2 separate regions of the Mus musculus genome follow, and region 1 is linked to region 2. A link is a loop called in an ENCODE intact Hi-C map of the cell type or tissue named here. Cell type or tissue: heart. All regions are shown on one strand.

What was found. A loop is a pair of places that touch in the nucleus more often than their neighbours do. Peaks named below come from ENCODE experiments on the same cell type or tissue, not always from the same donor. Only the 100,000 strongest peaks of a DNase experiment are listed, where the experiment ranks them.
Region 1: a loop joins it to region 2, with 2.3 times the contacts of the local background. A loop is called at or near these places in 1 of 42 quality-filtered maps.

The regions. Positions count from the first base shown.
Region 1 is chr13:98,595,875-98,598,374 of GRCm38, forward strand. No RefSeq gene overlaps it. Among named protein-coding and RNA genes, the nearest start is that of Gm41033, 23 kb to the left of the region's middle. In heart, a CTCF peak has its summit at 1,020 (motif pointing right); a DNase peak (open chromatin) is centred at 1,107.
Region 2 is chr13:98,688,570-98,691,069 of GRCm38, forward strand. All of the region lies in intron 2 of Tmem171 (transmembrane protein 171), which reads right to left. Among named protein-coding and RNA genes, the nearest start is that of Tmem171, 5.0 kb to the right of the region's middle. In heart, no CTCF peak of the experiment used is centred here; a DNase peak (open chromatin) is centred at 1,502; H3K4me3 peaks cover 860 bases; H3K27ac peaks cover 1,209 bases.

The DNA.
Region 1 (2,500 bases), 93 kb before region 2:
CAATGAAGAAATTGCTGGTTGGCTTTTGTCAACTTGACTGAACCTAGTCATATCTAGGAAGAGGATGTCTTAATTGAGAAAATGGTCCCCTAAGGTCAGCCTGTAGGCAAGTCAAATGAACATTTTCTTGATTTCTGATTGATGGGAGATAGCACAGCTCTCAATGGGTGGAGCAACCCCTGGGCTGGTGTTCCTGGGTTCTGTAAGAAAGCAGGCTGAGCAAGCTGTGAGGAGCAAGACAGTAAGCAGCATCTATCCATGGCCTCTTCATCAGCTCCTGTGTCCAGACGCCCCCTCTGTGACTGAGTTCCTCTTTTAACTTCCTTAGCTGATGGACTGAAATGTAGTCGTATAAGCTAAATAAATCCTTCCTTTCCCAAGTTTGCGTCATGGTCTTCACAACAATGGAAATCCTAACGATGACAAAAAGTGAGGGACTGGGAAGATGACTCAGACGGCAAAGTGCTTGTTGTCCAAACCTGAGTGCTTACTGTACAGGCATGAAGACCTCTGTTTGGTCTCCAGTGCACAAATAAAAGCTAGATGTGGTAGTATGGGTCTGTTTTCCCTGCACTGAGGACACTGGAGATGGGAAGATTTCTAGGGCTTGTTCCCCAGCCAGTCTAGTGGAATCAAAAAGAGATTCAATTTCAATGAGAGATTCTATCTCAGAAAATAAGGTGGAGAGCAACTGAAGGAGACATTCGATGTAGACTGGGGGGGGGGGGGGTGCACACAGGCGTGTGTGTGTGTGTGTGTGTGTGTGTGTGTGTGTGTGTTTTCCAGTTCTGACAATACTCAACAAAGTTGCATGAGATGCACTTGTCAGTTCTCTTGCTTGCTGATGACAGCAGAAGCTCAAACTTACAGCATTTTTCGGGGTAGGATCTGAGGTGAACACTGCACGCCTCTGTTCCTTCACCCCAACATATACGCACTATAGAGCGAGCACAGCAATGTGTGTGTCTGGGTTCCTCTTGAGAGGGCTCTAGGACCCTAAGAATTCCCTCCTCTATCCTGTAGGGGGAGCTGCTACAGTTTTGAGATCTGTCTTTGAGTCCTTCCAGGGTGGAAGACAGGGAATAAACTCTATGCTGGGAGACCAGCCAGGAAAGAAACACAGAGGACCAGATGCAAGGAGGGGCTGGCCAAGGGCCAGGGGAGAGTGGATCCTGATGAAGACCCAGGAACCAGAGAGAGGATGGGTGAACAGGAGCCTGGCTGAGCCAATATAATTTAGAGGGTTTCATGGCACACAAAAGGCTCTAAGGACTCATATGATGTGGGGGATCTGCATGGTGTTGGGCACCTATGCTGAAAGGAGAGCCACAGTCCAGCTGGCACTGCTACTCTGAGAACTATTAAGACTCAGAGACGTATCTGCTCTCTTCAGCTGTGCAAGTATCTCCTTTGCTGTGACCAGGACCTGGTACTGTAGTGTGAAGCTTGCGTGTTGAAGAAGGCAAGGAGTTTCAGTGACCCGAGCAAGGCTCCTTACAGATATATGCAGTGTTTAGATAATGTGCAACACATGAAAGTTAACTTAAAAATGAAGACGAGTGAACTTGTAATGGTAGGTGTTGAAAGAAGTAGGGAAAAGTGTTGCCTCGAATAGGCATGGACTTTTGGTGACTCGAAGGAACTGACCCAGCAGGACGGCAGTGAGGAAGTGTGGGATTAAATGTAGGGATCCCATACTGGTCCAAGTCAGTAGGAGTGCCATAAATGTATACCATCGCTGTCTGAGAGAGAAAACCAATTTCTTAGACAAAAAGAAAAAGAAGAAAAGAAAAAGAAAAGAAAGTTAGTTTCCTAGTTCAGAATGTAATGTCTTTGCATACCAATGAGCTTACTAAACAGACCCAGCAGTTATTACAAGGTTCTATAGCCCTTTTAAAACAATGGAAAACACACCACAAATATGATGCCCTGTTTAGACAAAGCCACACATGACCATGTTTCAAGAGCAGAGGCAGTAGAAGTTCACTCAGCTCTGCTCCCAGTCAAAAGGACACTGTTGTCTTCATTCATGCAGTGCCATTGCTGGATTTCATTCTCTGCTTTATGCGGCCATTCCTGAGTGCCCAAAAGGAGGAGGAGGTTTTAATTATATGCTTTTGTATTCACTGGTGAAAAGAATCCAATTTCATACTGTCTCCTCTAAATCAATCAGAACACAGATGGTCTTCCATTTGCTTTCCTCGTCAACGAGAGCTGTGCTAGGGTCCGCAGGAATCACTGCGGTCTCAACTCTGAGCTTCTTCTGGCCTGTCAGTCACTGTCCCAAATGATGCGCCATCACGGGTCACCTAACGACAGGGATTGGGATCATTCCGAGACCAGTCATTAGGTGATTTCGTCACTCTGCAAACATCACGGGGTGCACTTATACAACCTACAAGGCACAGGTCACCTATGAGACATGGGCTCCTGGTACAATCAAGAGATATGGAAAGCATGAGATGCATGAAGCTGCTGTAGGGATAGCAAGGTATACAGC
Region 2 (2,500 bases):
CACCCTTGAGTGCGCGGGGATGGAGAAGTGGACCTGCGACAGTTCCATGTCAAGTAAAACAGGCTGGGTTGGGAGGGGATGCTGTCTAACAGGTGTTTCTGTTCGGGGTGATGGGAAAGTTCTGGAAGCTGATGCTGGTGATAGTGTTGCAATATTTTGACTGTATTTGATAATATTACATTGTCATTTTTTGTTGTTTTGGTTTGTTTTTGTTTTTCCGAGACAGGGTTTCTTTGTGAAGCCTTGGCTATCTTATAGACCAGGCTAGTCCCAAACTCTGAGATCCACCTGCCTCTGCATCCTGAGTACTGGGATTAAAGGTATAAGACAGTATTGTATTGAACAGTTAAAATAGAGCTGGGTGGGTGAAAGAACGGGGATGGCTCAGTCAGTAAAGTACTAGCGTCAGAAGCAGGAGGAGCTGAGTTCAAGTCAATCCCTACACCCAGGTAAGACCCTGGGCAGATGGTGTGTGTCTGTAATTCCAGCTCTGGGGCAGTAAGTGGGAGGATTCTGGGGGTTTGTGGCTAGGCAGCCTAGTGAAATCAGCAAATCTTTGGTCACAGCTGGAATCCTCTTAAAAAATACGGTACATAGTGACTAACAAAGATACCCAACATCAACTTCTAGCCCACATGTGCACACACATGTGTGTAGGTGCAGGTGCATGTAGACTCACTGAACACAAACATGCATGCAAATTAAAAAGTTAAATGAGTACATTTTGTGTTGTTTTGTTTGAGACAGGGTCTCACTACATAGCCCTGGCTGACCTAGAACTTGCTGTGTAGACCAAGCTGATCTCAGACTCACAGAGATCCAACCCCCACCCCCACCCCCACCCCCGCCTCTTGAATGCTGGAATTAAAATATGTGGGATTAGAACTTGGCCCTAAACTAGTACATTTTGTGGTTCACACAGGTCACCACATTTTAAAATAAGCCGGCCTATAATTCAGAGCCCTGAGTTCTCCCAAGGCAATATAGGCTTGGCCTCTAACAAGCACGACTCAACTAAAGCGTCTGTGTAAGGCAAAATAGCACACTCTGGCAGATTCCTAGAGGTGTCTTCTGCTGAGAAAGTTCTTCTTGCTTTCTCGTGAGAGTCTTAATTCATCAGAAGCCAGCTGCTAGATAAAGTGCAGAGGTTGCTCAAATACGGTACCCATGGCAATGTGCCACGCCCCTCCTTCACCCTGGCTGCACAGGCACGATCAAACTAAAAGAAAGTTTGGGCTTGTATCTGCTCATTCTGAACAGAGCCCCTGTCTTCCACGGAAAAGGGACAAGAGACCAGAAACAAGCTCCAATTTGTCCCCGAATTCCAATCCCTTAGAATTCCAGCTCACGGCACTGCCACTGCAACCCAGCATGTTCCAGACAGGGAAAAGCACTTCTAACACAGGATTTGGGAAGGAAGGACTCTGATAAGCTGGCCCCACTCATTTGCTGGCGACCAAGCCAGCACGGCCCCGAGCAAACTCAGACTTCTCTGGCCTCAGCTCCTACAGCTGTCAGCTGCAGCTTAACGGCACCTGCCATGAAGGACAGAAAGGACAGGAAGTGGCCACTTGTGTCCAGTGTTTAAGCAAACTCTCCAGCCTCCAGCACCTGGGGAAGGTCCCTTCATGTCTATCACCAGCTAAGAGCATTTATTTGCCTGATGAAGAAACACTTCCAACTGGTGCTCTCTGTGCCTGGCCAGCCTCAGCCACTCCCCAGAGGCCACAGAGATGCCCAGAAAATGAATGACCTCTGTAGGAAACCCTGCTTTCCTACAAGGACCCTAACCGATTCATCATTGATGGAAACCTGACATACTGAGGAGAGATTCTCTTTGAATTCATCTAGTTGTTAGCTAGGGGGTGGCTGCAGAGATGGCTCAATGGGTTAGGAGCACATACTGCTCTTTCCGAGGCTCCAAGGTTAGTTCTCAGCACCAGCATCAGGCAGCTGCTCACAACTGCTTAAAACTCCAGTTCTAGGGGAGTCACCCTCTTCTGGCCTCAGGAACCCCTACTCGTGTGCGCATGTCCCTAAACACACACACACTTACTTAAAAATAAAATACATCTTAGCTGGGAGTAGTTAGTGGCACGCGCCTTTAATCCCAGCATTCAGGAGGCAGAGGCAGGCGGATCTCTGTGAAGTTGAGGTCAACCTGGTCTACAAAGTGAGTTCTGGGCCACCCAGAGCTGCAGAGTGAGACTGTGTCACAAACAAACAAGCAAGCAAGCAAAAGCAATAAATGAATGAATAAATCTTATTTTTAAAAAAGATCATAGTAAGTCTAGGAACTGGAACTGAATATTCCCTTTAACTCTATACTGCAGTGCAATGGGCTGTAAAGTAAGCCCACTGGGCATCTGATAACGTGCTTTCACCGAAAACAGGCCTCCTGATGCACGCTCACAGGTCCAAGAACATGTCTCCTTGTATCTCCCAAGGCACCTTCTAAGAGCACTTCCGTGGCTAGTGAAACAGAATCCCATCGGTGAAT